2 separate regions of the Homo sapiens genome follow, and region 2 is linked to region 1. The links are chromatin loops, found by intact Hi-C in ENCODE. Cell type or tissue: PC-3. All regions are shown on one strand. Each heading gives the region's core, and the rest is flanking DNA. Links, peaks and the distances in the headings are about the cores only.

What was found. A loop is a pair of places that touch in the nucleus more often than their neighbours do. Peaks named below come from ENCODE experiments on the same cell type or tissue, not always from the same donor. Only the 100,000 strongest peaks of a DNase experiment are listed, where the experiment ranks them.
Region 2: a loop joins it to region 1, with 6 times the contacts of the local background. A loop is called at or near these places in 2 of 110 quality-filtered maps.

What each region holds. Positions count from the first base shown.
Region 1 is chr14:41,604,002-41,614,565 of GRCh38, reverse strand. LRFN5 (leucine rich repeat and fibronectin type III domain containing 5) reads right to left here and starts at 7,690. Exons shown (of 6, transcript NM_152447.5): 1 at 6,004-7,690. In PC-3, for the core only: a CTCF peak has its summit at 4,572; a DNase peak (open chromatin) is centred at 4,625; H3K4me3 peaks cover 2,930 bases; H3K27me3 peaks cover 7,162 bases.
Region 2 is chr14:42,084,024-42,094,587 of GRCh38, reverse strand. No RefSeq gene overlaps it. Among named protein-coding and RNA genes, the nearest start is that of LRFN5, 480 kb to the right of the region's middle. In PC-3, for the core only: no CTCF peak of the experiment used is centred there; a DNase peak (open chromatin) is centred at 4,257.

The DNA.
Region 1 (10,564 bases), core at 1,493-9,492:
AGAACATCAAAATAGAACTAAAAGTTTCAGTTAATAAATTACTTTCAAGCTTATTAATTTGTTTATATTTTTCATGTTACTAAGAAAATAAGTTATTGAGGTCAGGACCCAATGTCCAGTAATATATTGTTTAAGTGCCTGATATTTGAACAGTCAATACATGGCAAATATCCTAACATAATTCCTAAAAATAACCTTAAACTTTTCACTTAAAGTTAGGCCTATTTTTGTTGAGTGCGGGATTCCAAATTAAAATATTTGTAAATATTAATGATGTCAAGATATCTATCCACGTAAAATAAAGCATATGCACTACTCATGTAGTGTTCAATGCTGCCATATAAATTATATGTATTTTAATGTTACTGTACAAATGTCTAAACACTAATAAAAACAAGTGCAAATAAACCATTCAAAAACTTGACAAATCTTCACACCACAAAAAAATAATAAAAGGAGAGCTAATTAATAAGAAAAGTACCACATCCTATATTTCCAAAGGAGATAAGAGAAAGTTAGGTTTCACAGTAATGTAGTTGGTATGTCCCCACTAGTAAATCACATTAATACAAATATTCTATTACTCGGGAGGTAATACCACTAAAATCCATGGAAAACCTACTTGAAGATAGAAAATAAGGAGTAAAAATGAAGACTGGAATCAAGAAGTAAATTGAAGTTTGTCCTTCAAGGCTCTTGAGCACTTCCTCAAAAGAGCTGAACATGGTGGAGTGAAAATAGATCAAGATAAACAGCATTGTTTAGGCTTCCATTCCTGATTACATATGCTATTTCTGATTGAGCATCTATTGAATGAATTAGTTTTTTTGTTTTTTTTCTAAGAATTCAGAAACTGCTCCCAGAATTTGTTAAAAGTATGCTGAAACCTTAATCATTTATTGTATTACTTCTTTTCTAGAGTCTTTTATTCTTGTAAAATCTAAAATAGATTCCATTTTCTATCAAAATTCTACAATTGTTTTCCACAAGGATTATAATGCCATTTTCGAAATATTTGTTGGGAAGATTTTTTAGAGCAATAAATTATATATATGTTCCCACAAAAAAAAATGCAAGAACAGTGTGAGCTTTGAGTTTTGATAGATTTCTTTTGTAAAAAGATATATTTTCTTATTTTATTTTAAGTTCTGGGGTACACGTGCAGGTTTGTTACATAGGTAAATATGTGCCATGGTTGGAATGTACATTAGTTCAACCATTGTGGAAGACAGTGTGGTGATTCCTCAAAGACTTAGAACCATAATAATATCTGACCCAGAAATCCCATTACTGGGTATATGCCCAAAGAAGACATATTTTCTAAGAAGAGCAAAACTTGTCGGTTGACATTTTCCTGCCAATATGACCATGTAACTTAAACATTGTCTATGAAAACCAATTTCTGAGAAATATTACAAATGTAGTTTGTAGTTTAAACAATAAATCCTTTTCATGTGGTTTACTTGGAATCAGTAAAATGATAGACAGCAGAGTTATATAACCATGTAATTCCATTGTAATTTTTATCACTTATTAACCAACTTCATAATTAGTATTAAATTATGTCACATAAAATGTTTATGTAAAATTAAATTATGTTTATTAAAAATCATTTTGTCAACACAGTATCTTTCACAACAATATGATGAAAAAGCTTAAAAGTAGCATTGGTTATCTTTGAATTAAATTCTTATATTTCTGTCTTCTGTTATATGAAACTGGAATTTTCATAATAACATACAATTTATGTTGGTAGAGCATACTAAAAATGGTTCACCTCTAACTGGAATAGCTTCAATAATTATGAACATAATACTTCTTAATTTCACCATGCACATACCATGTAATGAACAAATTATACAGCCTTAGGTTCTAAATAGTCCTCAATGATTGAAGGATGCCATGGGAATAAAAATGTGGGCTCTGCAACCAGAATAAGAAGTCTCACTCTCAAGGCTTGTTGAACAAGACAGAGTTATGCACATGTGTGTCATTGGAATGATTTAGCAAAATTATCTGCTAGTTATGTATTCTAGGGGCTCTCACACCTATAAGGTCCAAATTTCCAGTTTTACTCTTCAATAATACATAAAACATAAAATTCATTATACTACATACAAAACCCTGAAGATAACGCCAATATGTTACATTTTTAAGTAAACAGAAAATAAAAATCACTGAAATAAGCTAATAGGTTAGCCAGTTAAGCCTTTAGGAAGTTTCAAGTAGCTTCCTTTTCCCAGCCTCAAAATTGGCAATAATACTTATTAGCAATCTTATTTATGACACATTTATTTTTAAATATATAATTTAGTAGATATTATGCAGTAGTTTCATGTAGAGGCAGAAATATTGTTAGATACCTGCAAGCATCTCATCCCAACCATATATCACAGCAATAGGTCAGCAGAAAGCAAGATCTCAATTTCACCAGCAAGAAAACTCAGCAAAACTACTAAGCCAAAAGTGCTTCAAACAGCAAGAAGATCCAGATCACTGATATAAATGGACAAAGGAAAATGACGGTCATTTATGAAAAGATGAAAGAGTGATAAAACATGATATAACATATGAAGATCATTTAAACACCAATGCCATAACTAGATACTGCTTTAACACCCAAAATCCATTTAATGACAGAGGAGACAAAAATAATTGAAGAGGGAATAGGGTGGGGGTATTCTCCCACAGGTAACTACAGGTCTTGCCATCGCCTCTTGAGAAAAAGGAAAGAAATCACTTCTGGCTGCTATCAGTCAGAACTAAACCTTTATGAACTTCTCCCAAAACACCAGCACAGGAATCTCATATTTCAAAAACAAGGTGTGTGTGCTCATATACACATTAGATCTATGAGGGAAGGAGAGACGTATGTGAAAGAACAGAAGGCTGGTGTTCAAGGTCATTCTCCTCTTGAAAAGAGAAAGGGAAAAAAATGACTAAAAGAAATTATCCGAGGTACAAGAATCAAGTGACAACTTCTTTTCACCTATCTGCTTATGCTTGTTCTTATAGATATCTTATTGTTCTGTCCCTATTAATAGTGACTAAAAGAGGGCTTACAAAGAAGGAGGCTTTTGGCTGGGAAATTTCCTATCAATACCTGAAGTGTTAACTCATCAATGAACCAGGCTAGTGAGCCAGGCCAGCTCTACTTAAAGACAATTCTTAACAAGGACAGTGGACTTAGATTTTCAAAGTAACTTGTACCCTCTCCATTTTTCCAGAAAAGGGAGAAGAAAAAGGTGGCAGAAATATTTTCCCCCCGCCTTAGGAACTTCTGTGCATGTAACCTTGTGCTAGTAGCTCTATTTAGTTATGACCTTTAACCTAACTCCAATCTGCACCAATGAGTGACATTTTCAAACATGCATCACACCATCATCTATGTTCAGGTTTCTGAGCATTCAGCATCCATTTTAATGCATTTGCTTTGCCTTCCCTGAGGCTGAGGGCGGAAGAACAAAGCTTAACCTGCAAAAATCGAGTCCTTAGTGGGAAAAGGCCAGAAGAAAGTGAAATAGGTGGGAGGTGATGAAAACACCTTATTTTCCAAGTACCTATATTCACCAGCATTTCTTTTTTCTTGTGCACTCTCTAGATAGGTATGAGTTACTTGCTAACAAATATTGTAAGTATGATATCAATACTGTTGTAATAGTATTCTGGGGTAATTTGGGAGGACAAAGTGGGGTCCTTGTCAGACGTTTAGAATACACAAATCAGATTTCTAAGATTTTCTGAGTGATAAGAGGATTAGAAGTAAATTCATTAAAAGACAAAAAAAAAGAGAGAAGATAAAAGAAAAAAATCCTTTTTTAAATTTATTCCCAATTATCTGTTACCTTTCATTTATTTCATTATTTAATCCAGGCAATACACTTTTTTTTTTTTTTTTTTTTTTACCTTCCCTGGGACCTCAGAGGGGTAAAGTTCTGTTAAAGTCGAGATATCTTCTGTATCATTCCTTGGTTATCCCTGGAGCTAGAAGTTACAAAGCAAATCTATCTGAAGAGTGGAAATCATGTTCTCCTCTTTCACGTTTATTGGGTACCAGGTGGGAGAGGGAGGTTAGTTGACTTTACAGAGGTGTTTCAACTAGAAACAATACGGGTATAAATGACATGATCAAACCGAGGAGAGCAAGAAGGGAGGGAAGAAAGAGGAATAAATGGAAATCTAGGAAATACACACTTAGCTTCAGGTTTTTAATCCTGATAAATCATGCAGTATTTGAATATCAAGACATTTTTGTAGCCAGCTTTCCTTCCATATTCTTCAATATTCATTGTCGCGGGGAGGGAGAGAGAGAGAAAGGTTTTGCAGGCAAAGACAGGACACCACCGCCCTCCACGCTCCTCTGTGGCTCTGGGCATCTCCCTCCTCTCGCATCCAGGCGGCCGCCTCGGCCACGATGCGCTTGCTGTCTGCCAGGGGGTCCGCTGAGCTCTTCCGCCCTGCCCGGAGAAAGTGTCAAAGCCGTCCTGCCAGCTGCAGTGGCAGAGCCCAGCCCCCAAAGCCCGCTGCATACATGGCCTTGTAGCACCACCAGCCTGCGAGGGCTGCAGCAGCAGCCGAGCCCAGACTCGAAGAGGAGTTGGGGACGTCAGTGCGCAGGGACAAGCAGAGCAGCTATCGGCCAGCTAGAAGTCTGCAAATGCCATCATATGGATATCTATAGAAATGCAGCGAGTGGGGGAAAATCAGGCAGCGCCCCTACACTTCCTAAACGGCGTTAGCAAAGAGAACCCCCCGCCCCCCAGCAGCCCCAGTCACTGCCTCCTGAAGCAGGGCACCCTGAGCTTGGCTGGGCCAAATCCTCCGCTGAATGTAGCCAGCAAGCAGCTCCCAAAGGCGGGAGACAAACGAACACTCCTTAGTTAAATTATTCAGACCGTCTTCACTATGGAATAAAACATTGATGAGACTACTTTGGAAGTGCTTTATCTTGTTAATTCTAATGTCTTCGAGAAAGGAGTGAAATTTTCCGATGGGGGCGGGCGCTGAGATAAGACGAAAGGGAATTCAGGGGAAAAAAAGGCGCCAGGGTAAAGGGCTTTGGAAGTTAACTAAATTTGTTCTGCTTCAGCCGGCCATGGAAATCTCATTTTAACATACCAGACCCAATATGTTAATTAGGCAGTCGCAAATCCAACCTGCTCCTTGTAAATCAAGGCACCGGAAAAAAAAAATTCAAAATATCTATTATACAGGGATAAAACAAACAAACAAACAACAACAACAAAAAAACGCGCAAAGGAGTTGCGTGTCCGTGACGGGGACAATACAGCTGGAGAGAATGTTGGGTGGTGGCTATCGTTTTAGCCTGGTTCTGCTAGATATAAAAATGACTTCTTTCATGGATTTATTCTGCTACATAAAAGCACGTCCTGGCAGTTAAACACCATATCTCAAGACACACAGCCGTGACAATATGTATTCCCTTTCATGCAAACCAAGTTCCAAGAAAACTCCATTTCGAGTCAAAGTCTCCAGATGCGTAATTTACAACTACTAAAAAGATCTGGCAAGCTCCTCCACAACAAGGAAAGGAAAACAACCTGGCACCAGAGGTAGAAAAGGGTAGAAAAGATCTTTGGTTTAAATGATGGGTGGAAACCAAACACCCACTCACACTTCACAATCTGGAAAGGGTTGGGTACCAAATGGTCCGTGGCAACCACAGCCTGAAGGAAACACAGAATTTTGATCTCTGGCATCTTCAGACAGGTTCCACACGCCTAGCTCTCAAAAAATATCCTCAGGGTGGAGCACATCCATATTCTCAAAGCTTTCACTACTAGATTAAGTGCTTAGGTATAGATTTATATTTCACCTACTAGAAATCGTATTACAAAATCACAGAGCAGGCGCCCTTGGATACCCAACCCTTCCCAATGATTTTCAAAACATTAATAAGTAAAGTAGCCTGCAATGCAGATAAGACACTAGAAACAAGATCAAAAGGAAATTGGGTGAGGCGAGTAATCGTTGGTTTGTTACCTGGTGCCTCTAAGGGAAAAGACGGTCGTAGGAAGACTTTCTGCCTGCAGGTACAATCCCGGCAAGGTGGCTCCAGGTGGCTTTCACAGTCGTACGCGGGTCTCGCTCGTCACTTCGCTGCCCTTTGCCATAGCTCAGCACCCGCATCGTAGGGAATCGGAAAGGCGGCTCCTGCCACTGCCGCCGCTGCCCGCAGGTCGCTCTGGGTGGGGGAATCGCTGCAATCGCCCCATGAAACCCGCGGCTCCGCGCCCGGGGAGCGGGCAGAGGCAGGGCGGCCGCGCACGCACACACAGACACACGCTCACACTCACACACACTCGCACCCGGGCGCGCGCGCACTTGCACTCACACTCGCACACGCACACCCAGCACTGCACGGGGAGGAAGCAGCACGGAGGGAACCGGTCCTTCTCACGATTGGCTTCGAAGCCCACCGGACCGCGGGCAGCAAAGAGAGCGTTCTCGCATAGCCCTTTAATCACGTTTCCTTCAAGTTCTCCTCCAACCCGAATCCACGTAATTCAAGAGCTGGTGACATTTTGGTGGGGAGGAGGGAGCCGAGAAAGGGCTGAGGAAGAGTCGGGGATTTTGTTAAGCAGTTTAATAAGCAATCCTCATTACCTTATTTGTTTTGTTTTGTTTTGTATAGCAAACCAGTTCGAAGGGCTGAACTTTTGGCTTCAAATGCTGTGAACCAAAACGTAAATATCCTTCTGGCCAAGAGAAGAAGGTGTAGATACACGGAAACAAGAGGGCTGCAAGACACTCTCTTGACCTTGTGATGTACCTGGAAGCAGGTTAATATTGGCGCTTTCCAAGCTTCTGGGTAAAGCGATCCACACACCTGGGTCCACAGCCCAGCAGCCGCTCCAAATCCAGCCAGGAAAATGGGTCTGGGCGTCCTCAGAGCTCTGCAAGAACCCGGGCATGAAGGGGCATCGCCGAGTTAACACATTTGCTTCTGGGCAGTTGGATAAAAGACAGTCAAATGCATCAGATAGGCGCGCGCGTACACACGCGCGCGCACACACACACGCAGCTAGCTGGAAAGCGGCTTACAAAACACTAGAGACATGCCAAGATGACTTGAAAAGGTAGCCAACATCCAGGATCTTTCCGGAACACAGAAGGGCCAGCAGGGAGGTTATCAAAGTCTTCTCAAGTCTTTCAATTCTTCCTCTCTCCTCTGAGTGTGTGTGTGTCTGTCTAGGTTTCGTTGGTCTGCCCCACCCCCGTCCAGTTGCGCTTTTTTTTTCTGATATAACGGACCGTGCAAAATGGATTATATGGGTGGGCTGTGTTCACAGCCAGAGCTCCCCAAAGTCAAGGATCCTAAGGGAGCAGCCAGCTGCTAAACAATTCACATCCTCAAGGGAAGAAGGAAAAACACGCTCAAACACACGCAAACACGCGCACACACATACATAGTCCTCCGTTCGGGCAGCTCTGCACACGCTCACCGCCTCCCTGCGCGCCGCGGAACACAGCGCCCCGCCCGCTGGCCACCGCGCTGGGGCGAGTCCGCAGTTCAGGCGCGAGGCAAGCAGCCGAGGTCCGGGGCTGCGGCCGCGGCCGGGGCGGACCCGGGAGCTGGGCTTCCCAAAGCGTCGCGTGTGGGCAACGGCGGCCTCCTGGCCGCGTGGAACTGAGCCCTGCGCTGCAGCATGAAGGCGGCGGCGGCGGCGGCGGCGGGCGCGCGGCCGTGAGCTCAGCCCGCGCTGCAGTGACGGGAGCGGCCGTGTCGGCCAGACCCCGAGAGTCCGTGAGACCCCGGCCGGGGCCGCTCCGCTGCTGTCAGCCCTCGGGCCTCCCAGCCAGACTGGTTCTGAACCGATTTATCAGGGGGTTGCGGAGAGGGCCGGCGAAGCGCCAGGAAATCCCCAGGCTGAGGAGGCGCGGGGGCGTTGCAGGAAGGGGGAAGGGAAAAGGCAGAAAACCTGGAGAATGAAAGCGAACTTCCAGGGGCGTCCCCAGCCTCCTGCAAAAGGGCAATTTGCTGATCGCCCACTTCCTCGCAGTTACGGGATAGAGAGAATCATCACTGAGTCAAGCTTCGGCTGCTTAGGGCGGTGGGAAAAGTCATTATCTATAATAACCCGCCGGAAATTTTGAGGAGAGCTACTGACTTGGGGGTTTCAGTCATCTGAGGCTGGCTTCCGCTGTCCCCTTAGTTGTGGGTGGTGATTTGCTTACTAATCAGATGGGAGCGGATTCTGAAAAGAACATTTATATTTGGGAATCAACTCAGCTCAGCATCAGACATTACGAATACTGCAGTTGGTCACATTTTACTATGTGAAGGGCAGAAAGGGAGCCCAACAGTCTTCATAAGCCAGACCTAGTCTCTAAGGTCACCGGCACAGACGCAGGGTCTAAAGCAGGAAAGAGGTGCGACTGGAAAGGAGGTTAGACAGGGCCCTGCGGGAATGGATCTGCCCGGAGCCCTCGCCTGGTTTTGCTTGAGACTCCGACAAGACTCCCAATGCTTCTCTCCCCGACCCTATCCCCACTCCCTCCATCCTGGAAAAGCCAGTGAGCAAAGTTAACTCTTTCTTCTAAGAAACCCTGAGTGAAATCTTGCTCTTCCTTTCTGCTAGAGTCCTGAAACCCTTTCGCTTCTCATTGTGGGTTCACCAGCACGTGGTCTTCGGACACTGAGAGCACCTTCGCTCTCAGCTGTGATCCTAGCTAGCCCAGACACCAGTCTGTACCCAAAGGAAGAGTAGGAAGTTGCAAAGGGAAGCTGGCTAACAAGGGCTTCTTCTGCCCTACTTGGCAAAGGCCCATACGGGTGGCCTCCGTGGATATGGAGCTCCTTCATTTTGTTCCAAAAAGAGCTCTGCCAGGCTTTACCATTGCCCTGGAGGTGCACAGGCGCCCGTATACTCGAGCACAACCATGGGCTCACCCCAAGCGCGCACACCTGCACCCACGCGTAAGGAAGAACCACACAGCTATCTCTGTCGGGGAAGAACACGAGGAGTGAAGTGCTTTAGGTGGAAACTCCTCACATCTCCTTTCTTTCCTCTGCTCCCCCTCTCTGCCCCTGGTACTCCGGATCCAATCCTTGGCTTAGGAATCCACTCAAGCCACGTCTGGCTGCTTTGTTCCAGAGGAGCGCAGCTCCGAGACTGCACTTCAGCGGTGCAGCCTCCCTCCAGGTCGGCGAGCGGCGCCAGATCCGGGACTTCAGGGTCTCCGCGGGAGCTTAGGAGGCTCAGGATCTGAGTTGGAGAGCTGGAAGGCCAAACTCCGAGCCGCTGAGGGACTGCGCAGGAAGACCACAGAAATAAACCAAAGGGACACCGCGGACAGATGTACCAGAGGACACCACTGAAGTCCAGGAGAATCTCCACCAAAACCATCAGCGTTTTCCTTGTAGCTTTCTGTCCCTCGAAGTGGAAAGTTGAGGTTTCTGAGAAGTCCACGGAGAGAACCTGCAGCAAACTGAAGCCACAGACTCCGAAGGCATAGGGAGAAAAAATGCTTCCATCCCCCTTTCACTTTAAACTTGATCGCTTCTGGGACTTCACTGGAGGGCGGTGGAGTTGCACCAACCTGGAGTACAGGCAGATCCCAGCGAGCACTTCCAAGTACTTTAGGACGTGGGGGTGACTCTTTTTTCTTCAGGATTGTCCCACTTGCCACCCTTTCCAGCTGAGCTGATAGGAACCAATGAAAGTCTAGGCGATGAGGATTTTCCGTTACCTCAGGGATCAAAGTATAAAATGTTGAATGAGAAACCCGAAGACCTTGCATCGCTGGGCTGAATAACTTGTTTTCTTTTTTATGGTGTCCAGACTGAGGTAGGGAGGGGACACACTGACCTAGCTGTAAGAAGTCAAGGGTTGGGACAAAACAAAGTTCAAATATATACTGGAATTTGTGTGTGTGTGTGTTTCAGAAACTGTGTGTGTGTGTGTGTGTGTGTGTGTGTGTGTGTGTTTTCAGCTTGAGAAAGATGAAATCACGTTTCCTTAATGCTGGGAGTAATAATGCTTAATGCTTAACTTTTCATTGTTCTTTCATGTTTCAAGCCCTACCAGGCCCAGGAAAACACTTCTTTCCGTTTCCTGTAGCCTTCCTGCGTATCATGCATTATATTTGAAAGTGCTTTCCTCTACTTTCCTCATTTTATCTCAATAATCTCTGCTAAAACCAGATAACTTTCACCCTCCCGGTTCAGCATTTGCTCTTTTCCCTCCTACACAAGCTGATTAGAATTTGCAAAGAGAGAGGAAGAAGAAAGGTTCTATTTTGTTTCATGATTGTTGCTAGAAAACGGCAAGACCTCGGGAGAGAGACCAGCATATTATTTCCCAGTGGATGTCAGAGCTAGCAAAGTTTTTTTTTTTTCTTTAAATTTTATTCCCTAGCAGGTCAAAAACTAGTATGTTTGCAAGAACAATTTCTAGTTTGCTCATAAAACTATTGTTATTAGCCACTCTAAGGTTGGCATACTTTTAAAAGTTCAAACAAGTTCCTTCTAGAATAGGGTTCTTTTAAACATTAACATTTAAAAAGAAGTAATTTTTTTCATAAATAATTTAGATTTAAC
Region 2 (10,564 bases), core at 887-8,886, 480 kb before region 1:
GAACACACCTACTACTACAAAACTCAGGAGGTCAGATAAAAGACCTCCCTCTTTCTTTCCAACTATTTCTAAATGTGTCCTAAACTTGAAAACATGAAAGTGTATTAGGGTTCTCTGGAGAGACAGAGATAGTAGGATATATGCATATATGAAACGGAGTTTATTAAGGAGAATTACCTCCCATGATCACAAGGTGAAGTCCCACAATGCGCCATTTGCAAGCTGAGGAGCAGAGAAGCCTGAGTAGAGGCTCAGCCTGAGTCCCAAAACCTCAAAAGTAGGGAAGATGACGGTGCAGCCCTTAAGTCTATGGCCGAAGTCCCGAAAGCCTCTGGCAAACCACTGGTGTAAGCCCAAGAGTTCAAAAGCTAAAAATCTGAAGTCTGATGTTCAGAGCAGGAAGCATCCAGCAAGGGAGAAAAATGAAGGCCCTTAGCAAATCAGCTTCTTCCACCTTCTTCGGCCTGTTTTTTCTAGCTGTGCTGGCAGCAGATTGGAGGGTCACTGACTCAAATGTTAATCTCCTCTGGCAACACCCATAGACACCCATGTACACTCAGAAACAGTACTTTTCGTCCTTCAATCGAATCAAGTTGACATTTAATATTAACCATCACAGATAGCTTCATCTGGATACTATGAATTAATAAAACCATGCAAAGATATAAGAAACAGTCTGAAATCTGACCCTTGAGCTTCATTCCTCTCTACTTTTCTGAGTTATTCATGAAGCTTCCACTTCCTTTCTGTCTTCCATTTATTGAAATTTTAGCACATATATTAATTCAAATATTTGCACTGTAGCATCAAATTCATACATTTTCTTTGTAATTTGGTGGGGTACAGGTAGAGAAGAGATAAATATGTATGGACGATCAACTATGATTAAACAAAGTCTCCAATATATGAAATTTCTATGCTGATTATATCACGTGTTTTCTGTGCAAACATATTGTAAAGTTAATAGCTGCAAAATATTCCATTACATATATGTAAAATATTTTACTTAAGCTACTATGTTGGAAATTATAGATTGTTACCAAACTCCACTAAATGAGACATTAGAATGCCTATCATTTCATGTAAAGGTTTCTTATACAATTAAGCATGCTCTATATTTAAAAACAAGACAAAATTACAATTACCAATAACACATGCATAATTGAAAGTTCATGATACGTTTACAAATGCATTCCCTGAAGAATTCTATGATTTTTTACAGCTGATGTATAAAAGTGCTTCTGTGGTCATTTGTTTAAAGTGACATTATGAAACTCTGGGGGAAGCCTTTCCCATTATTGTTTATGGTCAATGAAATCCTGTGGAGATAGAAGATTCTCATGTGGAATTATTACTCTGGTATTAATTTGGAAGATAAGCATCTAAATAGATGGTTTCTCTTCAAATAGGTAACCAACTATCCAAAAATCATTTATTGAGTAATATATTGTCTTTTTGATAATATTTTGTCTTCATTATTTGACATTATTTGACATTTAATGTGTGTATTTCCTTTAAATATATATTATATATATGTAATATATATACTTATGTAATATATATGTAATATATATAATATATATTACATATATATTATATATTACATATATATTATATATATTACATATATAATATATATTACATATATATTATATATTACATATATATAATATATATTACATATATAATATATATTACATATATATTATATATTACATATATATTATATATATTACATATATAATATATATATTATATATGTTATATATTATATATAACATATATAATATATTATATATATATTACATTATATATATATATATATATATATATATATATATATATATATATATGGAGAGAGAGAGAGAGACAGAGAGAGAGAGAGAGAGTCTTCCCTGGGTGTAGTAGGCAGAATAATGACCCCAAAATATATTCATGTTCTAATCCCCGGAACATTTGTGTATGTTGCCTTACATGGCAAAAGGAACTTTGCTGATGTGATTAATATAAAAGTCTTGAGATGAAGAGGTTATTTTGGGTTATCTAGGTCACTCCAATGTAATCTCAAGTGTCCTAAAAAGAAAGAGACAGGAGTGTCAGTTACAGAAAGAGGTGACTATGAAAGGATAGAGAAAGAGAGACAGAAATTTGAAGATGCTATGCTGCTGGCTTTGAAAATGGAGGAAAGGGCCATGAGTCAAGGAATATAAGCAGTCCCTAGAAGCTAGCAAAGGCAAGGAAACAGATTTTTCCCTAGAGCCTTCAGAGAGAATGCAGCCTTGCCAAACCACTTTAGACTTTTGAACTCAGAGCTGTGAAAGAATCAATTTGTGTTTTTTTAAGCCACTAAGTTTGTAATAATTTGTTATGGCTACAATAGGAAACTAATACATTGGGTTATTAATTCTATTCCATTAAATGGCAGTGCCTAATTCCTCTGAAAGCACACTTTATTTCTATCATCATAGCAATTAATATGTTATACTAACTGCCTTTTCACTTTTCCATGCCCCCACTTCCCAACACCAAGAAAAATGGTAAACTCTGCAATGCCAGATTGTCTCCCTCTCCTTCAGTTGATTGTCAATGCCCAGGAAAATATAATACACAATAAGGATGTGTAGGTCCATTCCCATGCTGCTATAAAGAACTGCCTGAGACTAGGTAATTCATAAAGGAAAGAGATTTAATGGATTCACAGTTCCACATGGCTGGGGAGGCCTCAGGAAACTTACAATCATGGCAGAAGGGGAAGCAAACACATCCTTCTTCACATGAATGGCAAGAAGGAGAAGTGCTAAGCAAAAGGGTGAAAAAGCCCCTTATAGAACCATGAGATCTCATGAGAACTCACTCACTGTCATGAGAGCAGCAGCATGGGACTAATTGCCCACATTATTAAATCACCTCCCCTTTGGTCCCTCCCATGACACATGGAGATTATGGGAATTGCAATTCAAGATGAGATTTGGGTGGGGACACAGCCAAACCCTATCAGAGAGCAATAAATATTTGTTGAATGAAAAAATTACTAGAAAATTTTAATGGTTTTGTAAATGAGGTCTTTGTGTAGTTTAATATTTATCCTAAAAATACCTAATTTATATTATTTCAAATGTTCCCCAATGATGAAGTGATCACTTTTAAATAAAATTTATTTTAAAAATTTAAAAGATTTTTTTTTACTTTAATAAATTTTATTATTGTATTGAATGCAACTCTAAGAAAGTCTCATAATTACTGGGTCAATATGTGGCCTTCTAAATGTTTGTTTTTATTGATTTAATTTCTGTCGTTTAATTTTTTTTAACTAAGAGTGGCTAAGAGAAATGAACCCATGTAAACTTTCCCTTTATGTGCTACTGGAGTGATTTGCCTTGCTTTCTCGGTGCTAAGAAAATTTTTGGTCTTTTTTTGGAAGTTATTGTATGCTAATTTGGTGAGAGTTATGTTTTTTTGCAGGGTTTGCTTTTTCACATGCACAGGAGAAATCTTCAACTAGTCGTATTTTCAATTTCACTTTGTCCACCAGGAAAACATACCGTCACCCTGCAACTCAACTACAGTAACTATGTAGCATCTAATGATTTGTATGTAAGCAACTTTGCTTTCTTTGATTTCTTGACTTCACTTTCACATTTTCTCTGACCCTGTATTTGTACATTATACTACATATATTACAATTAGTTAAGTGAAATCATTTGTTTCCCAAGACAAAGACTTATAAAAACAACTCCAAATGAATTATTACTGGTAAAAGGCAAAGCTTTCGATGTTCATAATTTGACTTATAAATAGCTTCTTTAGTAAACACTTGAATTTTGACAGTTTCACATTTTATATTCTTTATTTCTAGGTATGCACATTTACTTCAGAATGTGATAAACCTGTCTAAATGTTTTAAACATTTATACCTCTTATTTCTGTTTTATATATCATTACATCACTTAAAATTTCTGTACCTTAAATAGAAGTAATGAAAGCAGTGTTTCATGCTTTCTACAGGATTAATAGAAAGACTCATTTATGGACACCCATTACTAAAAGCAAAATATTTATATTTTTTATTGGATCTTTATTTTTATTTTTAAATGCTCTCATATTTCAAATGTAAACTCAGAGGAAAAAGGAACCATGACTCTATTATTTTATTCAGCAAACATTTATTAACTTATCCATAAATACCATGAGTCAATGACTGTTCACAAATTATTCAGATGAAGATAACTGAGTCACTATCCTCAATAAATTTACGGACTACTGGGTAATTGCAATACGGATTGGTATGATCCATGACATTCCTAATGCATCGCAGAACATAAGCTGATTCTACTATGGATAAGCATGAAGACAGAAATCATATAGGAAACTTCCTTGACTCTTGCAGGTTTGCATTTGTATGCATCACATCTATATCATCCACCAGAAAAGTATTCATTAATTGTTAAGAAAATTTTATTGTGATACTTTTCCTAAAACAAAACTTAAACAAATAAAAATTCCACTAATAGCTGAGTGTTTTTAATTGCAATAAATTAAATGTTTAATTCATTTTATTATATTTTTTATTATCTTTGTGTAGAATTATTTGCCAATAACAGTCTTGGTATTTTGAATGAGCTCATTTTTGGAATTAAAACAGAGAAAACAGTATCATAGCAGCCTTACAAGTGATAATTGAGGCTAAGGGTTATTGGTAATTGGGGATTGGGGACATTGAATGCTACAATCAAGGCTATATAGCAAATTGTTAACAGAATACTTTAAAAAATTTATATTGAACTCCTATCCCACCATTCTTGATACTAGCTACTAATTATTTATTTGCACTTTGTTTTGCATTCCAGTTCAAATTATATACCTCTGCTTCAGAATTTTGATAAGAATTTATATTATATACAGTATATTATTATATACTACATATTATATAAGTCTAATATTTTAAATATATATTGCATACACATGTAACACATTGTATATTAATACAAACATCTCCACTTAAAACTGTAATAAATGCCAGCTCAACTTGTATAAAACCAAATTTGTTATTTTTCTCCTCCAGACCTGAGCCACCTACAATGTTTCTCAGTTGTTGGCAAATTTATTCCTTTACTTACTCAGTCCAAAACTTTGCAGTTACCCTTACTCTCTTTAACACACCTTCCATCCTGTCTATCAGAAAAAAAACAAAAAACAAACAAACAAAAAAAAAAACTTGGAAATTTCACATTCAAAATACATCCATTAATCCAAAAACTTTTCATAGCCCAGGCTCCCTGACATGTTTTATCCAGAAAATGATAGCTATAGTAATCCTTAAAAAAATGTAAATCAGATTAGATTAGGACATTCCTCTGCAACCTCTGCATACAACTCTCACTGAATCCATAATACGGTCAGAATAAAAGCCACTACAAGGTTCTAATCCTTCCTTTCCTTTACTTCTGATTGCATTTCCTACCATTCTCTCAATGGTTCACTCTCTTCTAGCTGAGATGGTTTTCTTAAAATTCCTGGTAACTGTCAAGTATACTCCCCCTTAGGGCCTTTGCAATTACTCTAGTTCTGCTTTCACCACTCTCCAACCTGACAATCAGCTGTTAATTTCCTCACCTTATCAAGTCTTGCTCTAATATCACCATTTCATTCACCCTAACATTGCATTACTCCCTCAGCCCATTTTTCTTATATTTTTAATAACACCTATCATTTTGCAACATTTTATAAAATGCATAATGTTACTTTTCTGTTATGTTTACTATATGTCTCCTCAATTACAATATAAGCTTCATAAGGGCAAATATTTTTATTTGGTTCCTTGATGGAGCCCAAGAATATGAATGGTGACTGGCACAACTAGGAGCTCCATCAATGTGAATGAATGAGTGAATTTTAAAAGGTGAGAGATTGCAATATGGCAATGCCATATTAGTACCATTTCTAAGATGGTGAATGTCTTAATAAAATTTAATAAAAAATTATATTGGAAGATACTTTCTAACTGAACTAAATTTTATTTGAAATAACTAAATATACAACACTCTTTTATTCTTAAATCAAACATATACAAATTTTATACTTACCTGGAAATTTAAAATTTTACCTAACTCTAACTTTTTATATTGCATTAATGCATTCCACCAGTACTTTATTATATAATAATTCTACTTTTTCACTTTTTATTTACAAGTAAAACTTACCATTGTGTCATCTTAACACAGTTTATATCAAGGCTAAATACCTTGTTTTATTTATTTATTTTTCCATACAAAAGTATCTCCTTCCAAACTTTTGGATCCAAATACCAAACTGAAAAACTTACATTCTTCCAGCCTTGAAAAAATAACAATAACAACAACAAAAAACACCACATGGCCTTTAAGATGATATGATCCTTGACCCTATAGTTTCATGTAGTTTCAATAGCCCTGTCTGCCAAACTGAAGATAGAAAACCCATTCTACCTCCTGCTGTTGCCACTCAGTACTGTATCACTGAGTGTTTCAAAAGACACCTTCTCAAAAACAGCATGAAGTAAACTGCTTTCTAATATGAGAAAAACAGCCTTGACTCTGAACATCACTTGGAGGTCAATTTCACTCTCTTAGCTTTTTTCTTCATTTTCAATGAGTTTTTCAGACAGAGGTATAGATATAATCTCTCTCTCTCTCATGCACACACACACACACTCTCTATAAAACACGTACACACACACACAGAGAATTCCCAAATATCACAATCTTCTATATTGTGTATAACTTTGTGTTTTAAATCTTGTTGTCTTAAAATTTGGGTTCAAATCATCTTTCTCTTTTCTTGCTCCTTCTATTCATTTTATAACCAGAAGTAATTGGATATAAAGACCTTAAATTTAGTCACAACTGAAATAACTGATTTGCACTTTATATATTTGACATTATTGCCTGCGAAGTTGAAATATTGACTCTGCACTTGTTTTGTTATTGTTGTTTCTTCCCCAAACCTCCACCTTAATCACACAGCTGTATGTGTCTTCCACAGCCTCCTGTATTGCTTTTCATTTAGTTGGAATAATTTTCCATAATTTAGATGTTTGATAGGTAACTATATTTGTCAAATCTTCTAAGGCAGTGTTGCCCAGCTGTTGGCTTTTTTTTTTCATTTTAAAGGGAAAATATTTCTGTGATACTCAGTAGATGATAAAAAGTCATTTGATAAAAGTCGAAACTCATACTTAGAAAATTTCTATATAAAATACAAACAGAAACTAATATACATTGAATATCAGAAAACATAAAAGCAAATATCTTGAATATGAAAACCTGAAAATTAATATGATAATATACGAAAGTATCTGGCTCCAAAATATTACAAAGATCAATTTTTTATTACTCTAGGAAACAAAAACTTAAAAAATGGCAAGCAAATATATTCTCTTTGAAATAGCAACCAAAAGTTAAAATGCAGACAAATTAATATAACAAATATCCCAACTATGAAAAATGATTTTAAGAAACACAACATAATATTTGAATAAATTAGTTATAACATGTTCTTGAATGAAAATAATCAAAATGTAAAAATATCGATGTCCCCCTTTAATATACAAATTTAATAGAAAATTTCTATATAAAATACAAATAAAAACTAATATACATTGTTTATACATTATTTTATGTATATATACACACACATATATATAAATGAAGCCACGCTAATCTAATCTCCTGATAATGGCAAAAACATCTTAAGTACAACGTTGGGAAAAGAAGGACCTATTTATTAAATAATAATAACCTCACTAAAAAACTACAGGAAGAAGATAAAAACTGAATTCTTGTCATACGTCATATAGGAAAACATTCTAGGACATGGGGAAGAGCAAGAAGGCAAAATAGAAGGCTACACTGATCATCGCCGCCACCACCCCACCACAAGGACACCAATTTAACAACTACCTACACACAAAAAACACCTTCATAACAGGCAAAAAGTCAGGTGAGCACTCACAGAATGTTGTTTTTAATTCATGTTGCTGAAAGATGCACCGAAGAGGGTCTTAAGTTAAAAACGTCATTCCTTCCGAATCCCCTTTAAGTGGCGGTGTGATGTGGAGAGCATTTTTGTGCACTGGGAAGAGGGAGAGTCCAAAAATGATGATGCATTGAACTCAGAGTTGCCTTATTATAATAAAGAACAAAATGAGACCCAACTGAGCTTGTGGTCACCCATGGAGGGAGCATTGAACTCAGTCCTAGGCAGAGGGGAATTGACAATGCGAGTGGTGAGAAATTGATATCTCACAAGCCTCACCACCATGGGCTAAAGTGCACCGAGGCTCCAAATAAACCTGAAAGGTGGTCTAGGACACTAGGACTGCAAATCTTAAACAAGTCCTAGTGCTGAACAGGGACCAGAGACAGCAGACTAGGGGCTAGAGCAACCTACTGAGGCACCAGCTGGGAAAGCTAAGAGAGTGTCGGTATCATCTCTCCTCTAAACCCAGTCTGCACAGTTTATGGCTCCAAAAGATATCCCTTCCCTCCACTTGAGGAGAGGAAAGGGCAGAATAGGGAAGACTTTATCTTGCATCTTGAATACCAGCTCAGCCACAGCAGAATGTGGCTCCGGTCAGAGTCATGAGGCCCCCTTTCCAGGCCCTAGCTCCTGGATGACATTTGTAGACACACTCTGGGCCAGAAGGGAGCCCATTGCCTTGAAAGAAATGGCCTAGTACTGGCAGGATTCATCACCTGCTAACTGAGGAGCCCTTGGGCCCTGAATAACTAGCAGTGTTACCTAGCTACTATGTCAATGGCCTTGGGTGAGACTCAGAGACTTGCCAGATTCAGGTACTAGCTCAGCCACAATGAGGTAGAGCACCAAGCAGACTCTTGGAGTCCCCAGTTCAAGAACTTGGCTCTTGGAGGGCATTTCTGAACCCACCCTGGGCCAGAGGAGCGCCTACAACCCTGAAGAGTGAGTCCCAGGCAAAGTCAGCATTCACCACAAGCTGACTTAAGAGACCCTGGGCCTTTAGGAAACATCAGTGGTAGTCTTCAGTACTCCCAGTGGGCCTGTGGTGATGGTAATCATAGGGTAAGGAACCTCAGCCTTTGTAAAGGGGTGGGAAGGGCTGCATCTTGTGTTTCGAGTTACAGCTTAGCCATAGTACAGTACAACACCAGATAGACTTCAAAGGATTTTCACTCCAGTCTCTAGATCCCAGACAGCACCTCTGGACACATCTGAGGACTGGGGGAACTCACTGCCTAGAAATGAAGGACCCAGCCTATCTGACTTTGCTGTCTGCTGACTGTAGAGTCCCAAGTCCTTGAACAAACATAGGTGGTAGTCAGGTAGTGGTTACAGTGGTCCTTCGTTGAGACACAGTACTGTTCTCACTTTAGGTCTGATCCCGCAGAGTCTTAGAGGTGATGTCCACAACCACCCACTTCCAGGTGGCTTATAACAGAGAAGAGAAAAAGAGTCTTTGCCTGGTAATCCAGATAATTATTCCAAATCTTCTTCAAGATTATCAAGGTGGTACCTTTATGCATCTGCAAGAATCACAGTATTACTGGGCTTGTGGTGCCTCCTAAAGCCGATATAGCTTAGATCACTGCACCCAAGTCCTTTCAAATGTCTGGAAAGCATCCCCAAGATGGACGAGTACAAACAAGTCCAGACTAAGGAGACTACAATAAATATCTAACTCTTCAATGGCCAGCACAGACAAACATCTACATGTATCAAGACCATCCAGGAAAACCTAAAATCACCAAATCAACTAAACAAGGTACTAGGGACCAATCCTGGAAAAAAACAGATATGTGGCCTTTCAGAGAGAGATAATTCAAAACAGCTGTGTTGAGAAAAGTCAAAAAAATTCAAGGTAACCCAGAGGAGGAATTCAGAATTCTATCAGATAAATTTAACAAAAAGATTGAAATCATTAAAGGGAATTAAACAGAAATTCTGGAGCTGAAAAATGAAGTTGGCATATGGAAGACTGCATCAGGGTCTTTTAATAGCAAAATTGATAACCAGAAGAAAGAATTAGTGAGCTTGAAGACAGGCTATTTGAAAATACATAGTCAGAGGAGACAAATGAAAAAAGAATTTAAAAAATAAAGCACACCCAAAGGATTTAGAAAATAGCCTCAAAATGGCAAATCTAAGAGTTATCGGCCTTAAAGAGGAGGTAGAGAAAGTGACAGGGGTAGAAAGTTTATTCAAAGGGTTAATAACAGAGAACTCCCTAAAGACAAAGAAGGATATTAATATCCAAGTCCACAAAGGTTATAGAGCACCAAGCAGATTTAACCAAAAGAACTACTTCAAGACATTTAATAATCAAACTCCCAAATGTTAAGGATAAAGAACGTACCTTAAAGCAGCAACACAATAGAAACAAATAACATGTAATGGAGCTCCAATACATCTAGCAGCAGATTTTCAGCGGAAACCTTACAGGAGGAGATAGTGGCATGACAAATTGTATTATTAGATGGTAAAGGAAAAAACCTTCTACTCTAAAACATTATACCCAGTGAAAATATCCCTCAACCATGAAGAAGAAATA